4 separate regions of the Homo sapiens genome follow, and all the other regions are linked to region 1. A link is a contact called in ENCODE Hi-C or POLR2A ChIA-PET data. All regions are on one chromosome and are shown on one strand. Each heading gives the region's core, a stretch centred on a gene start or an enhancer-like site at or near the end of the contact. The rest is flanking DNA. Distances are from core to core; before and after follow the strand shown. Region 1 overlaps FBLN5 (fibulin 5). Region 2 has its middle 24 kb from the start of CATSPERB. Region 3 overlaps TRIP11 (thyroid hormone receptor interactor 11). Region 4 holds the start of FBLN5 (fibulin 5).

Region 1 (6,765 bases), core at 4,266-6,765:
TAATCCTGCGCCCCTTCCACCTTGGTACCCTTCATTCTTCAGGACCTGATGGAGTGGTACAAAGCAGAGGTCACTTGACAAGCTCAGCCCAGCTCCTGGATGGGGCAAAGCTGACAAGGAATAGGCACAGGGAGCCTGGAGATCTCAGGGTCCAGGAAACAGCCTGCCCCATTAGAACTGCACAGCAGAGCACAGCACTGGGATCAGAGAGCAGGCTCATCCCCAGTCTTGTACAAAAAATAACATTTGATGATTCCCAAGGGGTAGGTAAAGCAAGTAGCATTTGGGGTTCCAGCAGCCTCTAGAACTGTTTCCCAAATGTTTGGAGCTTGACTTTGCAGTATACACTTTGCCCTGGACTGTTTTTCTCTTAATTTTTAGGCCCAAGTGTATTTTAAGGTAAATGGATCCCACATGCCTCTGGTGCATTTACACTGAACCCATCAGACCACATTTTGAAAGCGCAATTTGAGGTCCAAGAAGCCCTTGGAGGCTGCTTTTATGAGCCTGAGTTTCTTTTCTTAGAAGCAGGAAGCCACATTTTGACATGAACAAATAAAACACAAACCTTAAAGACTCGGATCTGGTTCCAAATGTGGCACCTCTGAAACCAGTGGGTCCTCAAATCATCAAGACAGAAAGCTTCCCAGTTTTCTTTTTGAGAAGTTCATGGAGACTTACCCCTGTGTTCTGTTGAGCCCAGAGGCAGTGGTTCGGAGGCGCTCGGTGCAAAGCTCACGTAAACCTTCAGCATTTCTGATTCCATCCTTCTTCCCAGCCCCTGAGTCTCCCTACACAGCAGGGACCCAGGCTCACTGCTGCCTTCTGGCCTTTGCTTTTCGGAGCCGAGCTGAGTGAGTCCCAAGGGAATCACCCTCTGTTTTATAAGCTTTGAAACCAGAGCATCCTGAGCCATTTGGTGCTGATGTGATTGCTAACACCACTTGACCCTGACTGAAGAACCACAACTAGGCATGGTTTAGATGTGCTTAGTTAGAGAAAAAAATAACCACAGCCAACAGCAAAGTGAGGTGTGTGGTGTGGGTGTGAGAAATGCTCTTGGGGTGAGGAGGGAGGACTTGCAGCTTCTTGGATGCTACAGGGCGTGGAACATGCTGTTTCCTTCCACTGAAGGCCTAAGATACTACTAAGTGGAACAGGAGAATTCCCTGGCCCCCTCACAGGATGTGCAACAGGGGTGTGGCTCTCTCTTCAGCCACCCCAAGCTAAAACCCCTTATGGGAAGGGGAGCACGCAGACAGGCAGGTGCAGGAACCAGGGTGAGCACTTTTGGGCCCCAGCCCCATGACAGCATCCCGGGGTCGGTGTCTGTGACTTCCAAAGCCCGAGTAGGCACTGAAACAGTGCAGTCTTTCAGCCTTGCCATCCGTGGACAGCTTAAGCGTTAACCAGCTTAGTGGACCCTCTCCCTTTTTGCCAGGGCAGAGGGCCAGTGTGACAGTTTCCTGTATCCCGAGCTCTTGTCCAGCATCCCGGAGGGATCAGGTCACACATGGATTTGCAGGATGAATGCAGGGGTTTTATTGAGTGGTGGAGGTGGCTCTAAGTAGGATGGATGGGGAGCTGGACAGGGGATGGAGTGGGAAGATGATCTTCCCCTGGAGTTTGGCCATCCAGTGGCCAGTTTTCAGATCGTCTCCAGTCGAATTCCTCCCAATGTTCCTTCTCTTCTCTCCTTCTTTGCCGTGCTTTTCTGCCATTCATGTCTGCTCATCTTCTTGTCTCCCCGTCTGCTTCTGGAGCCTGGAGCCTGGGGTTCAGGGTTTATATGGGTACAGGATAGGGGACATGGCAGGCCAAAAGGCAACTTTTTAGGGATGAAAACAGGAATGGCTGTCCTCATTTAGGGCCATGGGTACCCAGGCTTGAGGGTGGGGCCTTTGCCAGGGAACCACCCTCTTCTACCCAGTATTTCCCTGTCTCCTGTCCATATCACAAGGATCTGTGGAATGCCTACTAAGACTAGGGGTCCAGGACACAACTCCTGATAGGCACTGTGGGGGTCCTTAATGAATACCTCACCAACAGGTAGGATGGGAGCACCCTCAGATGGATCTGTAGACTCCACCTCAGCTATCAGGGAGTGCACTTTTTTCCTGAAGCCTTGGGTTGATTCCTGGGATGGCACATAAAGACAGCCATCCCAACCTGTTCTCCTGTGACTTGCAATGTTGACTCTCTTGGCCCCTGCACAGGGTTCTAAGACTTGAAGGATGTCCAGAGGCCCTGACCAGGAAAAGAATAATGTATCCTACAATGAGCAGAAAAGACATTGAGGGCAAGGCAGCTAGGGCTCCAGCCCCATCTGTCCACCTCTCTTTCTAGGGTTTATAACAATACATTCTCAACTCTGGCTACATAGTCAAGTTTTCAAAAATCCTGATGGCCGGGCCCTACCTAAGCCCAATGACATCAGAGTGTCTGGGGGCATGTCCCGGGGAATCAATCTTTCCTCCAAAGTTCTACTGGTTATCCGTCTATGCAGCCAGGGTTGAAGGCCACTGGTTTAAAGTAACTTGAATACATTCCTGTTCTGCAGGAGCACCGGAAATAATCTACGTAAGAGAAGGATTGTTGGTTGTTTTCTAATCAGATGAAACAGGACTCAGGGATGATGCCTCCCCCTAACTTCCCCACGACCCCTATTTCTCTGCCCCACCGCCCCCCTCCCATCAATTTGCCAGAGTCACAGATAATGCCCTAGCTCTCTGGAGAGCTTTCTAAGCCAGCGCACAATAAACAGGTTTAAACAGAACTAGAACCCCAAAGGCTGACTCGTCTATGATGTCAAAATGAACCAAACACAAGCTCTCTTCAAATATTTAATCAGTTTGGAGACCTCTGCATTCCAATCCAATTGGGTAAAAATTCTAAAGAAAGCAAGATTAAGGGGTCCTCAAAGAAAACACTGGGCTAAAATGGAGAGGAGACTGGGTTTGGGAAGACAGAACATAGCATGTGTCTGAAGGCCTTTCGAAGGAATTCTACGACATATTTTTTAAAAATACTCAAAATGAACAAGACAGAATTAAACCGTTATACAAATTTAAGGACAACTGAAACTTCTTTTATGGTTGAAAATACCAGGCATGGTTTTGAAACACATTCTCTAAAAACCCTTCGATCCTGCTGTGGTTTGTTTACATAGCCTTCTCTGTGTACGCAAAAAGCAAACTAGCTACTCCCAGGGTTCCCCGCCAGCTCCCGGGTCTTTGCAAAGCAGTAACACAGTGAGAGAAGGAGTGGAAGAGGTGAAGAAGTGACAGCAAGCTGTTCACAGTCTTTGAACATAGACTCAGACCCCCGCAAACCTAATCTATTTTCTTTGAAAATAGTGGAAATAAACTGAAGGCCTTGAAAATTCACCAACAATCTTCTATCAGGGGAGCAATGATAATACTTTTTGATAACTGTGTCATAGGAACTGGGGGTGGCAAGTCCTGCAGGGTGACAGGTCTGCAATAGTACAGGTGAGAGTCAGGAAGTCGGGGCTGACTCTTCGGGGAAACGTTCAGCAGGAAATGCCTAACGTCTGTGTCGCTCTCATTCTCTCTGTTATTTCCTCTCTTCTCCTGTCCCTTGGTGCCAATGAGAGGCAGCGTCGGAGGCTCCAGCCCGAGGCTCAGAATGGGTACTGCGACACATATATCCGCAGTCGGATCACGGAGCTGCCTCTGAAGTTGATGACAGTGTTGACAGTGATCATTTCCAAGTCCAGCTGGATTTCCCGGGGCCCTTTGATGGGGCGTGTCATCACCAGGGTGGCACTGATGGGGCCCGTTTGCTATGGACAGAACCGGGGAACACCAGTGAGAAAAGGCCTGCATGGTGGCCCTGCAGCCCCACCTGGGCGCTCCCTTGCCTCCGTCAGTCAAACTGGCACCCCCTCGGTGCCTCAACTGTGCCATGCTCTTTCCCTGGCTTTGCCCACTCTCCACCTGGTTCTTTTCTGCAAACCCTTCAGGTCTCATCTGAAAGGTCACTTCCTAAGAGGAGCCTTCTCTGGTTCCCCAATCTAAGTCAGGTCCCCCTGCGACCTCTGACGCTGCAGCCTTTACTTTGTACAGGATGGAAAGCATTTATGACCATGTATGATTGTCCATACTGTCTACCTGATCCGTGTCTGATATCTAGGCTCCCACTAGGCTATGAGTTCTGTAAGAACAGGTACTGGGGTCAGGCTTTTCACCACTGAGTCCCCCTAGAAGCCAGCATGGTGCCTTGAACACAGAAGGTGTTCAGAAAACATATATTGAATGATGAACGAATCATTGATTGAAACTTCTGCATGGCTTAGGGCTGTCACTTCACCCCTCTGGGGCTCATCTCTCAAATGAGGGTTTGGCATTGAGTACATACACATGGACACAAAGAAGGGAAAAACAGGCACCAGGGCCTGCTTCAGGGTGGGAGGCAGGAGGAGGGAGGGGATTGAAAAACTACCTACTGGGTACTATGCTTATTACCTGGGTGATGACATCATATATACACCAAACTCCTACGACACAGTAATTTATCTATACAACCAACATGCACATGTACTCTTGAAAGTGGAATAAAAGTTTTAAAAAACGTTTTTGAGGAAAAATAAAATGAGGGTTTGGACCAGATCAGTAATTTAAAAAAAAAAAAAAAAAGGCATCAAAGGCTACTGGAACTTTTTTTGTTAAACTAACAATTCCAGGGGCCCATTCCAAGATTTTCTATGTCAGTATATTTTTAGGTGATGCCTGGGAAAGGTGGAATTTAAGAACCCCCCTCTAGGCACCCTAGAGTCATCTCCAGCTTCACCATTCTGTAACCTGATCACTGTGGTCCTAATAATTTCGCGTGAACTCTCTCCTCCACTGAGTCTTTTTCTAAAACTTTCAAGGAGGAAGGCAGAGAGGAATGACATCAACTGAGCACCCATCATGTGTGAGGCACTCTTCTAACCATGTTTATGTACATCTGCTTATTTAATCCTCATAAAATGGCCAGGCACCATGGCTCACAACTGTAATCCCAGCATTTGGGAGGCCGAGGTGGGCGGATCACTTGAGGCCAGGAGTTGGAGACCAGCCTGGCTGATATGGTGAAACCCCATCTCTACTAAAACTAGAAAAATTAGCAGGGCATGTTGGCAGGTGCCTGTAATCCCAGCTACTTGGGAGGCTGAGGCACAAGAATTGCTTGAACCTGGGGGGCAGAGGTTGCAGTGAATAGAGATCGCACCACTATACTCCACCCTGGACAACGGCGAGACTCCAGCTAAAAAAAAAAAAAAAAATTCTCATAAAACCCTGAAAGGCCTTGCCACTCAAAGTGTGGTCCCTGGACCAGCAGCATGGGCATCACCAGGGAGCTTCTTATAAATGCAGAATCTCAGGGCTAGGATCTACTGAGCCAGAATCTGTGGCTTAACACAATCCCCAGGGCTTTGTGTGCACATTAAGTATTGAGAAATATTGATCTAAAAGCACAGGACCCAGGTGGGGGGGCCCTGGCTGTCCTTGTCTAAGTGCTGTATGAAAGGTATGACTCATTACTTCCCCGTTTTATAAGTAAGCAAACTGAGGTCCCATGAGGTTAAATAATTGCTTAGGGTTACCCAGCTAGTCTTGGGCAGAACCAAGGGCTTCCATTCAGGTATTTCTGACCCCAAGCCCCAGGCTTTTTTCACTGCACAGCAGGTATCAGAAGAGGCTGATGTGTGTTTCACTTCTTCCTAGCACCCACCTAATGAGAGATGCTCGCGGTCAGTGCAAGGGACAGATATTGGCACTGTTAGAGGAAACAGTGTGAAGAAGAAAAGGGATGGGCTGGACAATCACTTCCCATACACTGCAGAGCCCAGCCCTGTGCCCAGAAGCTGCAAGCAACAGTCTCTGCAAAATAAAGGAACCTAGCTGGTTTAAAGCTACACTAGATGTTTTATCTGTCTCCATAAAAGGAGGGCGCCCCATAAAGTTCTGAACATCCCCAAGAGCCACCACAAGTAAGACAAGGGTGGGGCTGGCAGACAGGTGCAGGCCAGGCGCTGGGACCTCCCCTATCCATGAGGCTATCGGCAGCCTGACAGCCACACAATTTCCTCTTGGCACTGGTTCCTCCTGTTCCCGTCAGCATCCACGTTATTGGCACCTCCTCACGCAGATTTCTTGGACTTCCTTGTCAGCCCTTACGAAACCTGAGCCCTGGGCCAGGGCTTCAGAGGGTAAAGCCACACAAGGAAATGCCTGCAGCCTTTACATATACAAATATCTCACCAGCTTTCACTGCGTGAACAAAGACCAAGAGTTGAGAACCCTGAGCTAGGGACAGCCCTCCAGAGGGAGATCTGCAGAGCCCAAGGTCTGGAAGGGAGAAGGGGGCAAGTGCAAACTTCCAAGTTGTTCCTTTGGGCTCTCCTGGTAAATGTCTCCTGAGTACGAAAGAATCCTCAACTATCCCATTTGAAATCCTAGACTCTCCCATTTGGAAGTAACTGCAGAAGCTGGTGAGTCCGGCCTCCACCTGGGTCCACCCTACCCACAAGCACCTGGAAGAGCTCAAGTACCTGCCACAAGAGCTGAGGACAGCCACCTCCACATTCGGCTTTTAGGGCAGAGCCAGGGCATTAATGAAATAAACCCCTGAGAGCCCGTGGGCATTAGTAGGCTTGGTGGTGCGAAAAGATGAGGAGGAGGAGGATGGTGGCGACAGTGATGACGGTGGTGGTTATGATGCCAGGCATCTGGCTACAACCTTTCCTACACCTCTTAA
Region 2 (6,765 bases), core at 1,311-3,810, 120 kb before region 1:
TAAGATTTGAGCACAGCCCCTCCCATGACATAGAAGAGAACTCCCCCGTTCTCACAGTCCAGGAAACCTAGAGTGAGAATTCAAGGCTATTTTCAGACAATCCTGCTCCTTGAACTGTAACTAATTTCTTGTCTTTCTCCCTTACTAGACTGGAAGTTCCATTAATACAGCAACCATCTCTCTTTTGTCTCCTATTGTATTCCTATTACCAAGCAAAGCGCTGGGCACATATTAGGCACTCAGTAAACACTTTTTGAATGAATGAATGGTAAATTGGGCACAGCAGGTACAACAAAAATAGATTCAAGATTAGAAAAACACAGCCAAAACACATTGATTTTCTGTCATTAGAGTGAAACAAAAATCAGTAAGTCTAGTCTAGCAGGAATGGTTCCAACTTATGAAATTCTTTCTTGATTCAGGTTTCTGATCAAACTAATTCCACAGAGCTTAAAATTAGCCTCAGTGGAGAGGTATTTATGGTGTATAATGGCAACAGTAGGATGAGTCAGATACTGCTCTAGTGGCACTGACTATAACATGTGGCACACTGGGTTGACTCAGTCCACCAAAAGCCCTTCAAAGAAAACTGTGCCTTTATATCAAATATGCTCACATGGCTGAAAAGGAGAAATTTAATAAGTCAATATACAGGTAGCACATGATATCAGCACTCCAACCATAGCTACTGGAATTCATTAACCTTTTCACGCACATGGCTCCTGGTGTGCTTTCACCCCCACAGCCAATGCCAGTGTCAGTCAGAGGGCTGCTCTTAAGCTGCCAAAGACCATTTTGCCTGAGTAAATTTCCTGGAAATTTACATCTCCCCAGGGACACTTAAACCAGTGGTTCTGAATGAGGACGTGACTTTGAGCTCCAGGAGTCAAAGTGTCTAGAGATACTTTTGGTTGTCATAACCGGGCCGGGAAAGGTGGCTGGGAGGCTACTGGCATCTAACACATAGAAGCCAGAGATTGTAGCCAGACAGCCTACAATGCGCAGGACAGACTCCCAAGACAAAAAACAAAAACAAAAACAAAAACAAAAACAAAAAAAACCAAAGAATTACCCCCAAAATGTCAATAGTATCAAGGCTAAGAAACTCCACCTCAAACAATGACTGATGGGCAGGGAAGTATGCACACTGTAGTTTTTTTCTCTTGTACCTGATTGGAACAGTTCTGAGATATGATCTACACTGTCTCCAGGGCTCTCCAGGGGGACTGAGCTAAAATTACTTGCTTGGAAGTTTGCCTGACATTGTACCATTGTTTTGTTTCCTTCTCTTCCCTGGCCACTTCCCCACTCCTCTACCAATTTTTCCTGAGAACACCTCCTAATAAGCCGCTTTTACACAAATTCCCATTTCAGGATTGCTTCTGGGAGAAACAAGCCAAAACAATATGTACAAGTGGATATTAAGGAGAACTACAGATTTTATGTGCATAATGTGGAGTAGGTTACTAAATGGTTAGCTATACTGTAACAGAACTCATAGCTGGACAAGCCCATAAGTAGGGTATCAGAGCATCTTAAACCAAGAAAGCATGGTGTGTTAGGAAAAAAACTAACAGTGAAGTTAGGAAACCCAGGTTCCAGTCTCACCTCTTAAGTGAGATCTCAAGTAAATCACAGCCAAGTGGAAAAGAGAAAATAAAAACTGGACAGTTATCTAACATTCTATGCTGTCTTAGAGCAGTGGTTCTCAAACAGGGGCAATTTTGACCCCTATGGAACATGTGACAATGTTTGGAGACATTTTTGGCAATCATAACCGGGAGCAGGGTGCTACTGGCATCTAGTGAGTAGAGCCCAGGCATGCTGCCAAACATCTATCTCATAATGCACAGGCAAGTCCCCCCTGCTCCCCACCAGCAAAGGATTATCCAGCCCAGAATGTCAATAGTGCTAAGGTTGAGAACTGCCTTACAGAGAAAATTAGATTAGATATTAACCTAAGAAATTTCTGAGGCTTAAAGTTATTAAAAATAGGTAATGTATTATTGAAGGAGACTACAACATAGTCTCTATATCCTTAAAAACAGCATATGGATGCTTTTCTGCATAAGATTGGGAGGGGTTATTCTAAACAGATCTTGAAATGTTATGTGGGAGAACTAAGCACCTATCCAAGTAGCTAGAGACAGAGGAGAGAGCAGGGGCCTGAATCTTAGCAGGTTTGCCATAGTGCTGAAGACTTGACTCTCACCCATGTACTGGGATTTAAATATATTATGAGCATATCTCCAGATCCATCCATCTCCCCTGCAATCACTGAAGACAACCTCCCTCACATGTTTAATAACTTTTGTATGCAACTTTGGGGACCAATTTTTCTCCACTAACATTTTCCTGGAGGGAAAAAGATAGTTTCTCCAAATTATATACAGGTAAAGATAAAACTATTTTATAGTTAGCTTATCTGAGTTAATAAAAACACTTAAATGTATAACATATTTGCTTATGAATCCGGGTTTATTCATGTGACAGGTGGTAAGATGATGCCATACTTAACTTTGACTTCACATTCCTGTTGGTCAAAGCCTCTCACACCCTTTTTAAACAAAGCTGGCAGTAAAATCCAACATATTGCGTAACTAACCAACGTTACATATTGCTCAGAAAACTCTACACTCCCAACAGGAAATTCCAGGAATGAAAGGATTTCTGTTTCATTATCAGAAAGGTGCCTTGTACTAGTAACCACAATAGGTAGGGTAAATTAAAAGATTTATTCCTGGATTGTTAATTTCTCTGAAAGGACTTAAGAACAAACTTAAAACTTTTGAGGTAGGTCTGACATAATGAATTCTCTTTCATCTGTGATAATACTTTTAAATGTGTTATCAGAAACTCTTCAAAGGTGCTTAGAACTTTGAAAGGCTAGCTGCTGTCACTTGAAAGTTAGGGTGACAGCTGAGACAGAGCCCAAGGTTTTCATTTGGGTAACTTGCCTGTCATGGATAGACCTAGCAGAGGCCTGTTTTCTGCACTTCACTGAAGTCTTATTCATCAGGAGTCAGGCAATAAGAGGCACATTTTCCTCTCCATGGTCTTTGGTAGACTCACTCATTAGAGGAGGACGTAGATATCATCTATTACAACTTCCACCATAAGGCACTTTGACAACCTGCTGTCAACTGCCAGATCAATACATGTTTAACAGAAATGCAGAGTTTTAGCTTTTTAGATCCAAGGTCTCAAAGCTGAGTATTTGCTCTTGATGATACAATTGTCAGTGTTATAGTCAGTAGCAAAGCATACATTTTAAGTTGATTTGTACTGTTCAAAGTCACTAAATGCAAAATTTAAAAAACTAAATAACAGTGATTTTTTGTTACTCCCATTATCATGTTTTAATCTTGCAGGGACATTGTATATCATCAAAGACATGAAATTAACATTAATTAAGATTCTACTCCAAATTTTCCAATATGTTTAAGTAAGATGCATTTAACTATTGAAGTGGTTGGGGGTGGTGGGTAACTGAAGGTACCAATTTAAATGAAGGCAACTTTACTGTCATTTGTGGTATTTAAAAAATAATAAACCTAAAAATGAGGTCTACTTTTATTCTTTACAGATTTGACATGTCAATCTTTATTTAAGACAACAAAAGTTTGTACACCCTCATATTAAGATATATTTCCTTTCTAGTCATATTAAAATAATCTCATTTTGTTACTCAAAAAGAATACATAGGGAAGAGAATGAACATAATTCAAGTAGATAGATTTCTAATTGGTTAAAACAGGGTTAAACAAATGATGTTCAAAATATACTTATTAAAGGGAACAGCACCTAGAAATAGGCAGTAGGGCAATGTTCACTTTAAGAATTTTATCAATAACTAGGGCAAAGAACAAAATCATTATCAAATTTTGAATTACACAAAAGCAATGGCCTATTACCTTGTTAACATTTGATATTTCTATATATCTTCTTCTCTAGTTGAAATGGGTAATGACTTGTATTACAAGGATGTTACACATTCTAAAATGATTTAAGCCAAAAGATTATCTTTAATACATTACTTCTAGATATAATATGTACTTGATGTCTGTTGCATCAAAGACTACTAAACTAGGCATCAAGAAACATGAATCCTTGACTCAGCTCTGTCATTAATTACCTTATAAATCTATGTAAGTCATTTATTTTGGACCCGGTTTGTTATTATAAAATGTTCATTTTAGCTCTGAGGTTCTGTGGTTCTAAGATAAATCATATGGGTTAAGTAACTAATAACATTTTAAAATAGCAATTGTTATGTGAAAATCCACGTTAGGTTAAATGCCATCAACCACTGAAAAACAGGATTGCAAGAGGAAGAAGAAAACTGGCCTAACAATAGCTCATTTAGAGAAAAAGACCTAGTGATAAACCGTAAAGTTCAAAGAGTGATAAGTCCAGAGGTAAAATGAATGAAATCTTGAGTCACATTATTAGAAATATAGCAACCAGACTACAGAAGAGAATAATCTTGTTGCAAGTGCTATGAGCTGGTCACTTCATATCTGGAATACTCAGTATAATTGCAAACCAGAAACACAGTATTTTTTTTTCTTTTTGAGATAAAGTCTTGCTCTGTCACCCATGCTGGAGTGCCATGGTATAATCACAGCTCACTGCAGCCTTGAACTCCTGGGCTCAAGGGATCCTCCTACCTCAGCCTTCTGAGTATCTGAGACTACAAGCACATGCCACCATGCCTAGCTACAGTTTTTTTGTTTTTTTTTTTTTGTAGAGACAGGATCTCCTTATGTTGCCCAGGCTAGACTTGAACTCCTGGGCTCAAGGGATCCTCCTGCCTTGGCCTCCAAAAGTGCTGGGATTATAGGTGTAAACCAGTGTGCCTAGCCTACAGTTTTTTAATTTTATAAAATGTTATTTCTAATTTTTCTCCAAAAGTAAAAGTGGCATTCCAATGGCAATATTAATTCAGGTATCCAGAACTCTTAACCTAAATTTGGGTGAGATGAGGAAAAGTGTATTGTTAATTTTATGTGTCAACTTGGAAGGTGTTTCTGGATGGGAATAACATTGACACTGATGTCCTCTGAGTAAAGAAGATTGCCCTCCATGATGTATGTGCACTTTATCCAATCAATAGAAGACCTGAGTAGAATGAAAAGACCACCTTCTCCAAGCCAGAGGAAATTCTCCAGCAGACTTCTGTGAGACTGGAACTGCACCATCAGCTCTCTTGGGTCTTGAGCCTGCCAGACCACATTGCAGATTCTTGGACTTCCCAGTTGCCATAATCACATATGCCAATTCCTTATAATAAATGTGTGTGTGTGTGTGTGCACGCACGTGTGTTTGTGTATTCAATCACATATTAATAGCTTTTATTTTTTGGTTTTGATCCCACCAAGACCAAAGCTAATGATTTCAGGTATTGAGGTTTGTATCTGAGTCTGTCTCTTCTTCTGTATCCCAAGAAAAGGAGAAATAAGCATTCCCAAAGAACATGGATTTACATATCATCGAATTCTCTTTTTCTCAGGACAGACTGTTTCAAAAGACTGGTGGCAGGTAATTAATCTCTTTTGATTAATGTTAACTATTTCTACTTGAGTCAGATTCAGTTGGGAAGATTGCCAAGCATTAATGGTCATTCAGTTGCACAAAAATCAGCTGAGAGCTTTCTCCTACCACTTTCTCATAGACATGCATGTAAGGCTGTATATCAATGTATGTTGAATAATGAAAAACTAAAAATTTTAAATGACTGGCACAACTTGGTATGGTCATAAGGCTGATAATAGGTTTCAAATGAATCATAGTACTATAAAACAAAAAAAAATACAAAGAAACAGTCTTCTCTGGATTCCATATATAATAGACACTCAATATACATTAGTTCATTGAAAACTACATCTAGCTTAGATTAATTTTAAAGCATGTATCTATTAAGACAACCATTTCTGTTTTTCTCCCCAACATAGCAGAATAGTGGCTTTGCCAGCTTGCCTCATGCATTTGGAAAAGGCAAAATAATGTGTAGAGATTCATACTGTGAAATTTTATCCAAGAAAGAACACGGGAGTTCAACATAAAAGTGAAAGAAACTTTGGATACTCTGAAAAATAAGGCAAGCAGCAGCCTGCGGGGTGGATCTGGTGGGAAACTGTGAGTGAATCCTCAGTGTGTGAGACGGGGAGAAACTGTCTCTGTGATACACATTCCCACTGGACAGCCAGGCAATCCAGGCCATGGAGGAGCTTCTTGACTTTACCAAGCCCTGATCTGACTCAGGGAGCAGTCAGGAGACCATGAGAAGGAACGGCACTGGGAAGTACCCCACACACACTCCCAAACATGGGTGCTGATAGGAGAAAGCCATTTTTGATGCTAACTCATAGTGGGTTGTATAAGAACCTGCCAACAAGCATGGGTTGCAGTCACTGATTTGGAGAGTCTCTGGATGGGAATTTGCAATCTAGTTTTGAGTAGGAGAGGTGAGTGGCATGGGCTCCAGCCACAGGTGTGGGAGTTAGATGCCTGATATGGATTGGATCTGTGTCCCCGCCCAAATCTCATGTTGAATTGTAATCTCTAATGTTGGAGGTGGGGCCTGGTGGGAGGTGATTGGATCATGGAGGTGTTTCTCATGAATAGTTTAGCACCATCCCTTTGGTCCTATTCTTGTGATAGTGAGTGAGTTCTCATGAGATCTGGTTGTTTAAAAGTGTGTAGCACCTCCCCACTGGATCTCTCTTGCTCCAGACACGCCTACTTCTGTTTTGCCTTCTGCCA
Region 3 (6,765 bases), core at 1,637-4,136, 110 kb after region 1:
TATGGTGAAGAAACTATTCTTTTGGCAACCTTGTTGGAAATCAATTGACCATAAATGTATGGTATATTTCTAGACTCTAAATTCCCACTGTAAGAATTCTGCAAATGTTTTGTCATTCTTTTCTTTTTTTTTTTTTCCTGCCTGGAAAGCTCTTTTCCATCAGGACTGCCCTCACCTTTCATGTCTCTGTTTCCAACTCACTTTCTTAAAGAATTTTCCTTTGAGCCTTACAGATTAGGCCAGGTCTGTTTGCTTTATGTTTTCATTCTGCTCTGTACAATGCTTCTGCACAATGCCCAAAATTCCGATTTATGGTACTAAATTCGTATATAAAATGTCTCGTTTAACTGTTTACGATGGCTTGTGGTTTTCCTAAATTGCAAAAATCTAACTTGCAAAATGTCATTCATATAATAGGCCAATTTTACCAAAATAGAGATGGTTGCCATAACCATATTATAAAAGCAAGGTTTGTATTTGGAAAATCTACTACGAACTTTTCCTTTCCTGTCTTTCCAGTAAGGAATTTAAACTTGGACGAGAGAGGGAGAGAGAGAAGGGGAGAGAGAGGGCGAAAAGGTGGGGGTGGACAGGACTATTATTAAAGTCTGAGTCAGTAAAAGACACTTTAGATTCCTAATGTGCACATGTATACTACTAGCACATGGTGTTATCTGGGCCTTTTCTAGCACTATATTCTGAATGTAAATAGAACTCAGCAAATAAGTTAATCTCTCGTCACTGTTTTGACTTAACCGTCCCACTCACAAACTAAAGTAGGAGACAGAGTAAAGATGGGCATGGTCTTCTCCTCCTTCCTCCTCCATTCCTCCCCAAGGCTACAGAAAGATAGCAGAAAAACAGAGGTCAAGCTTAGCTAACCTACCTCCAACCCCCACCTTCCCTTTCCCTGAGACTTCCCTTCTCCTACCTACTTTCCTCTAAAATTAGTAATTTGTATATTGATTACATGTCTATATAATAATTTGGTTATACTGGGTTATATATAAAATATATATGTGTGTATATATATTTGAGACAGGGTCTTGCTCTGTTGCCCAGGCTGTGGCATGATCACAGCTCACTGCAGCCTCAAACTCCTGGGGTCAAGCCATCCTCCTGCCTCAGCCTCAGGAAATAGTTGAGATTACCAGTGTGCACCACCACAACCAGCTAATTTCTAATTTTTTGTAGAGATGGGGTCTCACGATATTGCCTGGGCTGATCTCAAACTCCTGCGTTCAAGTAATTCTCCTGCCATAGCCTTCCAAAATGTTGGGATTACAAGTGTGAGCCACTGTGCCTGTCCCTATATAAAACATATTATCAAACAATTTCACCTATAGCTTTTTACTGTTTTAACATGGCCACTAAAAAATTTAAAATTGCACGTGGCTCACAGTATATTCCTACTGGACAGTACTGCTTTTAGAACATAACCAGGATATAACACTACTCTATACTATCTCTTATTTTAAAAAGAGAGGCTGGGCGCAGTGGCTCACGCTTGTAATCCCAGTGCTTTGCGAGGCCGAGGTAAGCATATTGCTTGAGCTCAGGAGTTTGAGACCAGCCTGGGCAACATAGCAGAACCCTGTCTCTACAAGAAATACAAAAATTAGTCGGGTGTGGCGGCATGAACCTGTAATTCCAGCTACTTAGGAGGCTGAGGCGGGAGGATCGCCTGAGCCCAGGAGGCAGATATTGCAGTGACCTCAGATTGTGCCACTGCACTCCGGCCTGGACAACAGAGCGAGACCCTGTCTCCAAAAAAAAAAAAAAAAGAGAGAGAGAGAGAGAAAGTGAAATGACAGACATCTTCAGAGTAAAATTCACAAAGCAGAGCTGAGCCTGATAAAAATTTTAGTAAAATAAAGTAGAAAATTTTAACTTTGCTCTATGAAAAACTGATCAAGAAATCAAACTGCGTAGAAGTCCAAATCAAAAATACTTTCTTGATGAAAACTTACTAAGATTGGTATGGTTTTTATTAAAGTCTCTGTATTCAGAAAGGTAGAGTCAAAACATCCTTAAGGCGAAAATGACAGGGTTAAAATTTCCTAAACTCACTATCAGAACATACAGTTTGTCCCTGAGCTAATGTGATGTGGAATGCAAAGGGCTGTTGCAAACTCAAGCAGTAGTTAGAATGTACTCTGATATTTGAGTCTAGGGGGAAAAACTCAGAATTTAAGGGACGGTGCTAGAAGGATGGTATTAACTATGAGGGGTTTGGAAAGGAAAAGAAAGTCAAACACCTACTACAAAGGTCCCTACAGATGCCTCTTTTTCTTCAAGCACCCTTATTTTCCTCCCATCAGAGATTCTGAATATTTCTCTACAAAAACTGAACCCTAATTCAAACCACAATTTGAAATCAGAACTGTATTTATATGGGCAGGGAAAATATGGTTATTCAGAAATGAGTTTTAAGCCAAATAAAATATTTCTGTGAAATAATCTCACATGCCAAAATAATTTTTTGGAAGTTAAAAAAAAAAAAAGGTGGAGGGGGGAACTTTAAAAGTTCAGCAATAAAGCAACTGAGATTTAGTCTAGTTTGGAGAAAGAGTTACTCTACATCTGTGACATAGTAAAACTTGCCATATCAGAGTCTCTTCTCTGGAACACCTAGACATGGTGCCATGGTCTTCAACATTTGGTTTAAAATAAAAATTGAACATAAAATGTAATTGATTGCAACAAATTGGCACATCATAATTTTACATTTCATTTGTAATTAATGACAGTACACTACAATGCTGCCTTCAGAGAACATCTTAAAATGAATCATACTACATCTTAAAATGAATCATACTGCTTACAAAGTCATTTGGATATTTCATGAGTAAGCTCCTGTAGGCAAGATCCAAGTCAGATTTACTGAACAGTCACCTGACTGAGAAAAAAAAGGAACACAGAACTTGAGAGTCAGAAGTGGATATGAATCATGGTCCTATCACCAGGGCCAGACTTTGTTGCCTATTTTGTAAAATGAACATGCTTATCTCAAAGAATTTGATAGAATCAACTGAATGATCAAATGTGACTTTTCTAAATAGTAAAGTGCTACATAAAGCATTAGTACTTATCATCCAATTTCTTAAAATAACTAAAAAGTTCATATTTCAATCTAGCCTGAATCAGTATCACATATATTACTCTGTTTAATGTTAATATTTTGTGAGGTTTTCCCCCCTCCATTTTGCATGTTTGTCATCTTTGAGGCCAAGGAGTCAACAGAAGGAAGAAAAAAATGTTAGAAAGATGATTTCACATACATATATATATGTCAATAAATAAATTGCATCTGGTGTCTTATCTGCATCTGGATACCTTAAAACTAAATTTAAATCTGATACAATATTAAACCTAATAAGGAAATTTAACCTCTTCATTTAATTAAATATAATCAAAGCAAAAGCTAGAAATTAGATCTTTTTTATTACAGAATTTCAAGTTATACAAGATCACTTTTAACATCAAATTTTATATGTATATTATATATATATATATATATATATTTTTTTTTTTTTTTTTTTTTTTTGAGACAGAGTCTTACTCTGTCACCCAGACTGGAGTACAGTGGCGCCCCAGCTCACTGCAACCTCCACCTCCCAGGTTCAAGCAATTCTCCTGCCTCGGTCTCGCGAGTAGCTGGGATAACAAGCGCCTGCCACCACGCCTGGCTAATTTTTGTATTTTTAGTAGAGACGGGGTTTCTCCATGTTGGCCAGGCTGGTCTTGAACTCCTGACCTCAAGTGATCCACCCACCTCAGCCTCCCAAAGTGCTGGGATTACGAGTGTGAACCACCGCACCCGGCCCAAATAATATATTTTTAAAAGATATTATACTATTTGCAATTTGAGGTTAAGCTTTACAAGCATCTGTTTTGTCTTTTTTGTTGTTGTTTTTTTAGACAGAGTCTCGCTCTGTCACCCAGGCTGTAGTGCAGTGGCACACCCTCTGCTCACTGCAACCTCTGCCTCCCAAGGTTCAAGCGTTTCTTGCACCTCAGCCTGCTGAGTAGCTGGGATCACAGGCATGTGCCACCACACCTGGCCAATTTTTTTGTATTTTTAGTAGAGACAGGCTTTCACCATGTTGGCCAAGCTGGTCTCCAACTCCTGACCTCAAGTGATCCATCTGCCTCAGCCTCCCAAAGTGCTGGGATTACAGGCATGGGCCACCGTGCCCAGCCCTGCTTTGTCTTTTAACTCAATTATTTTCAACTGTATCCAACACAGAATTTGAAGGTCTAGAGTATATGGTAAATGTTTTGTTGTCCCATAATCATAATTGTTCACTGCTGAGTGAAAAGTATCTTTTAAAATTCTAGGCCAGGCCCAGTTGCTCATGCCTCTTGTAATCCTAGCACTTTGGGAAGCCAAGGCAGAAGGATCATTTGATGCCAGGAGTTCAAGACCAGCCTGAGCAACATAGACAAACCGTCTCCACAAAAAAAAAAAAATAAGATCCTGCCTCTTAAAAATAAAAATAAACTTCTACTTCTTAGCAATGAACTCACAGGAAAAGAATTATATTAATACAGTATAACTTCATTAATCTGAATTCCACTAGATCAGAATCTGTGATTGGTTGAGGTCTACTGGATTATTTGTAGACCAAATTTGGATTATTCACCAGAGTTACTATGTACACTTGATTTTATATAAATATTTTTAATATAACCAAATCAAATTTATTTTTCCTCACCATTCTCTTCCTTTAACCCTTTATTATGAATTCAGATAATCTGAACTATATTTCTCCATATTGAAACAGAACTAATTTTTTAAAAAGAGTAAATATTATGAGTGGTTATATACTTGTTACTCCTCTGGCATGTGAGACAGAATATATATTTAATTTTAAAAGTGTTACAAACTTTCTTACTTTCAGGCGGGAGCCACACATTGGGTACATACGGACATAAAGATGGGAACAGCAGACACTGGAGATACCAGAGGGGGAAAAGGGAGAGGGGGAGAAGGGCTGAAAAACAACCTAATGGGTACTATGCTCACTACCTGAGTGACAAGATCATTTGTACCCCAAACCTCAGTGTCAAGCAGTAATAAACCTATACAAGTAACCCTGTACAGGTACCCTTGAATCCACAAGTTGAAATTAATTTTTTAATGAGATATTTCATGAAAAAATTGCAGATATCCAGGGTCTCTTCAAAGATCTGAAGACATGGCAACACTGGGCCCACATTCCTGCATGGCAGCAGCTGGGCGGAGCTGAGAATCTGCTGCCTCCATAAGAAACACTTCAAATGATCAGTCTTTACCTAGTTTCATGTGCTCTTTTATATTATCATCATAGCCTCAGTTTACAATTTGTGTTTGTGATCCATACTAAGAGATTCTTATTTCCACACGGCAACCCACTTCTACCTCCACCTTTTCAGCACTCCACTCCAACACATGCATGTGCACACATACCCACCACCCTTGGTCATTACTAGTCAACTGTATCTTCAGCCAGTTTCCAGATTATGACACACAGTTTCACAGGAATTCCTCCCTCTGTCTAGAACACTTTTCCCCAACTTTCTGCCTTCTTAGCTATACCTATTCACCATTCAAGTAATTTCAAGTGAGCCCTTCACTAACCTTGTCTACCCTTCCATGCTACCAACACCAAGTACAAAGGATAGCTCTTTCCTTTCTAAACCATTTGTTTCATGTATTTGATGCATGTCATCTTCCCTTCCTGCCTGACTGTAAACCTCCTGAAGGCAGGACCCTTGTCTCCTGTCTTTATTTATATCTTTAGTTCTACTGCAGTGCTTAGCACACAGCAAATAAACAATGAATATTTGAGAAGTAAGTCAAATAATGATTGATTTTCTCTGGGAAAAGAGAATATCTGCAAAGAACAGAACACTGGACAAAAAGAACAATTTATGTTCTGAATTATGAACTCATCCATACATAAAGAAATAAGGGCAAGGACACAAAACACATTAACTCAAAACATTCTTATTGCTATATCATTTACTTTTCCCTTTAAACTTAGAGGAATTTTTTTAAACTGCAATTTCTAAAATACAGTTCAGTTGAAAAAGGTTTAATTATTTACCTAATTGACATACACTTTTTTCTTAACTCATATTTTGGCATTGTCTAGTATACCCAGATGTTTATATCATCAAAATAATTTTTTAACCATTTATGGCAACTCAGAAAACTGCATCTGGTACTTCTTATATGTTTCCTCTAAAATCACCACTTCTGCCAAAAACATCTATAAAGAAATCTCTCAAAAGGTTTGGGTAACAAAGCGTCTGGGAATGTATTTGGCCTGTGTTCAACAGGACATTATATGTTTTCTTGTATAAATCATGTCCTGGAAAACGGAATGTCTTTATTTAAAATAAAAACTTTACCATCCAGCACCGTAAAGGTAGTTCCACGAAAAATATTTTAAGCTTCTTTTATATCTGTAGCTTTAAAACATGTTTTTATGCTTCATATTACAGTAAGTTTTACTGGGACTCATTTTATACATTCTTCTAGATTTTCTTTTAAAAAATGGTCCAAGGAAATTTTCCATTCTCAACTCTTAGGAGACTTTTAAAAGTAGTCATTCAACCTTCTTAAAAAAAAAATCAGTTATGCTGCCCTTTCAGATACAGGTATAAACTAGCAGACAGACCAAAAGATCTTCCTGATGTTAGAACTAAATTTGTATTGCTTATGAAAACTCACTTTTCTTTGCACACCATAAAATTCACCACCTTTCTGAATCATAG
Region 4 (6,765 bases), core at 2,784-5,283, 76 kb after region 1:
GAAAGGAAAAGAAAGTGAGAATGTGAGGCACTTTGAGTGGCACCAAAGAAAGGTGTCACAGGAAGTCACTGAACCAGAGCATTGAGTCCACATGTGTGAAAATCCCCCATCAGTGGATGGGTTGGGGTGGCCCTGTCCCCTGAAGAGTGTGGCCTGCGGGAACTGCTGCCAGCAGGTCCTGATGGAGGAAAGGACTCGGGGAACCTGCACAGCCCAGGGAAAATGAAACCCGCGGGAAAACAGGAGGAGGAGTCACGCACCCTGGGCTCAGTTCTGCCATGCACAAGACAGTGATGCTCTGGGAGTCTGCAACTCTGCCCTTCGCCACGCACAGGCTTTAATCCAGTAAGATTGTGGCCAGCAAGATTGCTTTAAAAATACAAAAGCAGCCGGGTGTGGTGGCTCATGCCTGTAATCCCAGCACTTTGGGAGGCCGAGGCAGGAAGGTCACCTGAGGTCAGGAGTTCGAGACCAGCCTGGCCAACATGGTGAAACCTTGTCTCTCTACTAAAAATACAAAAATTTGCCAGGCATGGTGGTACACGCTCTGAGACAAAGCGAGACTCTGTCTCAAAAAATAAAAACAAAATAAAAATACAAAATCTCTACTACTTCACACTCATGAGGCTATTAAAAAATGGAAAAGAGCAAGCGTTAGGGAGGATGTGGAGAAAGTGAAACTCCTGTGCACTGTTGGTGTAAATATGGTGCAGTCTCTATGGAAAACAGTATGATGACTCCCAAAACACTAAACATAGAATTTCCATGTGATCCAGCCATTCTACTTCTAGGTATATACCCTCAAAAAATTAAAAGCAAGGACTTGAAACAGGTATTTGTAAACCTGTGTTCATAGCAGCATTATTCACAATAGCCTAAAGGTGGACGCAGTCCTTCGATGGATACATGGATAAACAAAATGCAGTCTGTACACACAAGGGAATAGTATTCAGTCTTAAAAAGGAAGGAAATTCTGACACATGCTACAATATGAATGAACCCTGACTGTATTATGTTAAGTGAAAAAAGCCACTCACAAAAAAGACAAAGTCTGCATGGGTCCATTTATACGAGGCACCTAGTGTAGTCGAAATTACAGAGACAAAAAGTGGAATGTTGGTAACCAGGGGCTTAGTGGGAGGGGAAGATGGGGAATTGTTTAATAGGTACAGAGATTCAGTCATGCAAGGTGAAAAGAGTTCTGGAGATTGCACAGCAATGTGAATGCAGTTAACACTACTGAACTAGACTCTTCAAAATGGTTATGGTAGAAAAAAAGACAAAATCAGGCTGGGCATGGTGGCTCCCACCTCTAATCCCAGCACTTTGGGAGGCCGAGGTGGGTGGATCACCCGAGGTCAGGAGTTTGAGACCAGCCTGGGCAACATGGTGAAACCCCGTCTCTACTAAAAATACAAAAATTAGCCGACTGTGGTGGCAGGCGCCTGTAGTCCCAGCTACTCTGGAGGCCAAGGCAGACAAATCACTTGAACCCAGGAGGCAGAGGTTGCAGGGAGCCGAGATTGCGCCACTGCATTCCAGCCCGGGAGACAGCGAGACTCCGTCTCAAAAAAAAAAAAAAAAAGAAAATCTAAACAAAAGCAGAGCGTTATCTAGTACTATTATTCAGTTCAACAGCAGTTTATCCAAGCAACTACTGCTTGTGGGTGTGGATGCCAGATGGAGGAGCTACAGAACTGTGAAACAACCACTACCCTTGAGAACCAGTTGGGGAGCCACGACAATGTCCATACACCTTGGCAAGGGCATGGAAAGAAATACCTATTGGGTGCCATAACAACCAGGCTGTGGGTAGCAACAAGACTTCCTGGAGAAGGTGATCTTGAAGGCTTCTTCAACAGAGCAGTGAACCTGGGGACATGGCTGAATTCTGGGGCCCGTTACTACAAACGTGCACCACAACAATATAATCCCTCCCTTTCAGGACACATGGCCCATCTGCATCAGCAACCCTGGGTATTAGAGGACCTGGAGTTAAGCTGACATCCAGAGGGAATAGGGCCCTGATACGATCTTAGGAGATGCGAGGCCATTTCCTTTATCGAGTCCCCAATCCAAAAAATAAGGACGCTGAGAGTCCACAAGTTTTCATGTAAGTGCCTGGGTGAGCCAGATTCTAGAACGCTGGAGACAGCTCTGACCTTATAAAGTGCAGAGCCAAATCCCAGGGCTTTTTGATATTTGCCATGGCCAGATTTATATCTGGAAGGAATGAAAGAACAATAACAAATTTATTTTCCAGTCTGTGTATTATGAATTTCAATGTTTTCCTGTTTCTTCACATGAAGTTTCCTTTCAGTTGGTTATAAAACCCTGTCTCGTTTATGTTGGAGAAAGAACAGGCTGACTGCAACACAGTGGACTTCAAGAGCTAGTTGAAAAGGCATGCTAACCCCATCTTTCCCCCTACTCCCCGCAGCCCCATTCCCTTTGGCTAGAGGCAGCCCTGGGACAGGTCTTGCCTCAAGCCCAGCCTCTTGGAAGAGCCACAGCTGAGTCCTGGGGGCCAAACAGGTTCCAGGCTAATAGGATTTTCCTAAAATGAAAGAATACCCAAGCACTACTGCCTCACAGCATCACGAATAGCTGCACCTTGTGATTAAAAAAAAAAAACCCTGGAAACTCCAAAAATGAACTAACTATAAGAATAGCTGGGGGGAGGCAGGTTGGTGCTCATAACCGGTCCTGGGAACTTTCTAAAGCAGGTGGGTTCGCCGGTGTTGTGCCTCAGCCTGAAACACAAGGAAAGCCGGAGAGACCAACCAAATACCAGGACTGCCTGTCACAGAAGTGCTGGTCCCCAATCCAGGATGACATTGTTACAGCTTAGTTTTCAGCACACACACACACACACACACACCCCACAGACACATACATACGCACACAAGGTTAATTTGTTCAAAGCAGTATGTTTTCAAGAGCTCGCTGAATAAAGACTGTGGGTGTCATTTAGGTAAAGTTCTCCAAGACTTAAGGATTACTTAACTGTAATTGCAATTTCCTTAAAGAATAGCAAAACATTTGCTTACATGTATCTCTGTCTGCAGTTCCCACTTCTCATTGGCTTGAAACTTCTGTGAGAATCCCACACAAACATAGAGCAAATCCAGCCCCGCGGTGTTCAGCTAGCCTGTCTGCTTGTCTATCAGCCGATGCGGCGCAGTAATTGCTAGTGAACTAGTAATTGGCCTCCCGAAATTTAAAAAATACATACAAAAATCCCTTAAAACGACAAAGTTGCTGCCCTTTCCAGAAAAGAAAGAGGAATGAAGCGCTGAGAATTTCGCAGCCCTCTCTGATGCTGGCTTTTGAAACTGTATTAGAAAATACCCACTCCCAAAAGAACGCTTCAAGATGGAAATTACAGAGGCGCAGCTTTTTATAATTAACAATATCATTGCATCACTAGCTCATGCCTTTTCCAATATCCTGACACCGCCTGAATCGCAGCCATAACCATTTTCCACCCATCGGATTTTTAGCAAGGCTTCCAGACCCTGGAGAAAGAAAAGTCCAGCGCCGAGAACCCACCTTTTTATTCCTGGCATGTCCAAGACGCGCGAGGAGGAGATGCGAAGGCGAGAAGAAAGCTCGCGGGCGGGACCCCCGGAGGAGCTCGGGCACGTCGGCCTCCTCTGGGCCCTCGGGGCTCGCGGGTGTTTTATTCCAGAGGGGCCGAGCGAGTCGTGGAGAGGACACGGGGAGAGCGCCGGGGTCCTCCCAGCCACTGCAGAGCCCTCAGCGCAAGCACCTGGTTTTGCTTAGCCCTCTTCAGTAATTCAGCATTAAACCAATTGGAGGAGGAATGTTAAAAATGAACACTTCATTTTCTAAGTATGTTAAACAATGCAAATGGGGCCTCAGTCTGGACACAGCTGGTTCAGATTACAGCGCTCACCAACTGGCTAGACTCCTCACAACAATCTTGGGGCGTCTGCCAGGGCCCAGTGCTCGGCGCTGGGAGGAGAGCCCTTCCCCGGCCGCGCTCGGCTGCGAGCGCCCGGGCAGAAGGCGAGGGGCGGGCGCGCGCAGGGGTGCGGGGGCTGGGAGGGCCCGGGCCCCTTGACCTTCCCACCCAGGGGCGGGGCGGGGCTGGCAGCGCGGCCCGGCGGGGAGGGGCGTGCACGCCCGCGCTGCGTGGCAAGGGGACCCGCGAGAACGTTGTCGCCTCCGGAAGGAAAGGGACTTGAACTCACGACCCACGCAGCTCCAGGGACTAGAAACTCACGATCGATTGGGAAACCAGAACCTACGAAGCAGAGGCTTGGGGCGAGCGACGGGAGAGTCGCGATCTTCCCGAAGAAGGGGTGGGGAGCAGCGGGGTGGGGTGGGGGGGAAGAGGATGGAATCCCGCTGGTGCGAATTCCAGACTTCAGCTTGTGCAATGCAAGTCTTAGGACGCTTTTCTCTCCCCGCCCTCATTCCCCGATTCTCCCTGGCATTTTCTCGCTTTCCTGGAAAAGTGTCCCCTGGCTCGAAAGTGATTTTAACAAGTTAAACGGTGATTTGAAGAAGGGACAGTCTGGAAAAGCAGAATGGTGGAGACAGCACATAAGACATGCTGAGTCCTTTGCATTCATTCTAGTGGAGGCTTCAACCTGTTTCTTTTTCCTGTTTGTTTGTTTGTTTGTTTGTTTGTTTTTAAGCCATTGGAGTACTTTTGTCAATGAAATCTTACAGAAGGCACTCACTCTATAAAACGCCAGTGGATGGACTGTGGCCTATCCCATCTGCTTCCACCTGCATCTTCCTACCTGCAGCCGAAAAGCCCTGATCCAGGTCCCCTGTCCTCACCACCACTCTAAGCAGTAGGAATGATCATCTCCATGTTATTAGAGGTGAAGATAAGAGAGGTTAGGTAACCTCCCCATAGTCACGCAGCTATTCATTGGTACAGCTGAGCCTCTGGAGTCTACATATTTAGCCTTCCCTAAGGCATTTTTGGGGGTAAGTAAATGGAATTCTACCCAAAGGAGAATAACAGAATGTGGATAGTTGTTGAAGCTGTGTCCATTATACTAGTCTAATCTATTTCCTTTTACGTGTTTGAAATTTCCTGTAAAACACTTTTTTAAATACCTTATGTTTATAAGGTTGTTCATCCCCCCATTGTTTGTAAAAGCAAAAGATTATAAACACCTTTAAGGTCGATCAGCAAGGCACCAATAGGGTTAAATAAAGTAAGGGGCTTCCAAAGGGACTATTGTGCAACCAATTAAAACCTAGACACTTAAGAGTCCACATCAAACGACTCCATTTATATAAAATTCAAAGTCAGATAGTGACTGGGAGGCAGCCCAGCCCCTTCTGGGTGCTGGTAATAATCTAATGATTGATCTGGATGCTGGTTATGTAGGGGTGTGTACATTTAATATTTGTGAAGTCTTATGTATGTTATATCTTATTTTGAAAAAAAGACTGAAACAGCTCCGTATGCACTGCTATTGAAGGGTTTCCAATATATTTTGTGGGTCAAAACAGTAGAATATTGGTAATTTCACATAGATTGATCTAATATAGTAATAAATGTAAAAAGTAAGCTGCAGAACTGTGTGTAAAGCATGCCATCATTTGTGGGAAAAAAAATAAATACATAAGTTCTTGCTTGTACACGTACAGAAAAGACATCACCTGAAGGATGCACAAGAAACCATGAGTATTATTGGTCTTAGCTCAGGCTGCTATAACAGAATACCATAGACTGGGTGGTTTATGCAATAACATTTATCTCTCCCAGTTCTGGAGGCTGGAAGTCTGAGATCAGGGTGTGGGCATAGCCAGGTTCTCATGAGGGTCCTCTCCTGGTTGCAGATGACTGTCTTCTTGCTATGTCCTCACATGATGGAGAGAGGGAGACTAGGGTTCCTTTTTTTGAGATGGAGTCTCACTCTCTCGCCCAGGCTGGAGTATGGTGGTGTAATCTCGGCTCACTGCAAGTTCTACCTCCCAAGTTCAGGCAATTCTCCTGCTTCAGCCTCCCAAGTAGCTGGGATTATAGGCACGCACCACCGTGCCTGGCTAATTTTTGTATTTTTAGTAGAGATGGGGTTTTGCCATGTTGGCCAGGCTGGTCTTGAACTCCTGGGCTCAAGCAATCCATGGGCCTCGGCCTCCCAAAATGCTGAGATTACAGGCTTGAGCCACCGCGCCTGGCCAGAGACTGGGATTCCTTTTATAAGGGCACTGGTCCCATTCGTGAGAGCTTCACCCTCATGATCTAATCACCTGCTGAAGGCCTCATCTCCTAGAGCCATCACCTTGGGGATTCAGATTTCAACATATGAATCTGGGGGTTTAAACATATGGTCTGTAACCATCTCCTAGGAGGGAAATCAGGCAGACAATTGGAAAAGAAATAGGAGAGGAAAATTCGCTCCTCATTGCTCACTTTTTGGCATAACTTGAATTTTGTACCTTGTACCTGTATTACCTATTCAAAATATGAGTAATATTCAAAATAATAAAACTTAAAATATCTGATGTAGAACTAGTTGTGGGGGTAGGAAGAGTTTTAAGGGACTCAGTCCATTCACCTCGCAGATACTGTCAACCTTCTTGAAGAACACGGAAGGAGAGGAAATCAATATACCTGTTTCCTACATAGGCAAATTGAGACCGTTGGAAGCAAAACTGTCCCGGGACCCATCTTGGATGAGAGATTGTTTCCATCTTAAAATTGTAGGGTTGGAAAGGGGGAGAAAACGAAGACTGCCATAAAACACTTGGGTCCAAGTCTTGGTTTTT

What was found. A loop is a pair of places that touch in the nucleus more often than their neighbours do. ChIA-PET counts read pairs that join two places held with the same protein, here RNA polymerase II (POLR2A). Pooled maps may share reads with other maps.
Region 2: a map of Calu3 shows a loop between it and region 1 (5-fold over the local background). The contact joins two enhancer-like sites. A Hi-C loop is called at or near these places in 1 of 168 maps with a recorded cell type or tissue (Calu3) and 3 of 50 pooled maps. POLR2A ChIA-PET finds 5 or more read pairs at or near these places in 3 of 52 experiments (WTC11, activated T-cell and naive thymus-derived CD4-positive, alpha-beta T cell).
Region 3: a pooled map shows a loop between it and region 1 (3-fold over the local background). The contact joins two enhancer-like sites. A Hi-C loop is called at or near these places in 8 of 50 pooled maps. POLR2A ChIA-PET finds 5 or more read pairs at or near these places in 5 of 52 experiments (CD4-positive, alpha-beta memory T cell, activated CD4-positive, alpha-beta memory T cell, activated T-cell and 2 more).
Region 4: a loop to region 1 is called in a pooled map, with 2.8 times the contacts of the local background. The contact joins the promoter of FBLN5 here to the enhancer-like site in region 1. A Hi-C loop is called at or near these places in 3 of 50 pooled maps. POLR2A ChIA-PET finds 5 or more read pairs at or near these places in 6 of 52 experiments (B cell, BJ, T-cell and 2 more).

The regions. Positions count from the first base shown.
Region 1 is chr14:91,866,581-91,873,345 of GRCh38, forward strand. FBLN5 (fibulin 5) reads right to left here. Exons shown (of 11, transcript NM_006329.4): 11 at 2,831-3,805. The coding sequence ends at 3,644. TC2N (tandem C2 domains, nuclear) reads right to left here and starts at 956. Exons shown (of 12, transcript NM_001128596.3): 1 at 682-956. RefSeq lists an enhancer at 1,122-1,171. Within about 2 kb of position 5,516, at least 27 of the 41 ENCODE cell types and tissues checked have a DNase peak (open chromatin) inside an H3K27ac peak, as active enhancers do; they include B cell, where a contact is called at or near this core.
Region 2 is chr14:91,753,176-91,759,940 of GRCh38, forward strand. No RefSeq gene overlaps it. Among named protein-coding and RNA genes, the nearest start is that of CATSPERB, 24 kb to the left of the region's middle. Within about 2 kb of position 2,561, at least 7 of the 41 ENCODE cell types and tissues checked have a DNase peak (open chromatin) inside an H3K27ac peak, as active enhancers do.
Region 3 is chr14:91,977,490-91,984,254 of GRCh38, forward strand. The region is part of intron 16 of TRIP11 (thyroid hormone receptor interactor 11); the gene reads right to left. Among named protein-coding and RNA genes, the nearest start is that of FBLN5, 33 kb to the left of the region's middle. Within about 2 kb of position 2,887, at least 2 of the 41 ENCODE cell types and tissues checked have a DNase peak (open chromatin) inside an H3K27ac peak, as active enhancers do.
Region 4 is chr14:91,943,661-91,950,425 of GRCh38, forward strand. It overlaps FBLN5 (fibulin 5), which reads right to left and starts at 4,034. Exons shown (of 11, transcript NM_006329.4): 1 at 3,553-4,034. The coding sequence starts at 3,569.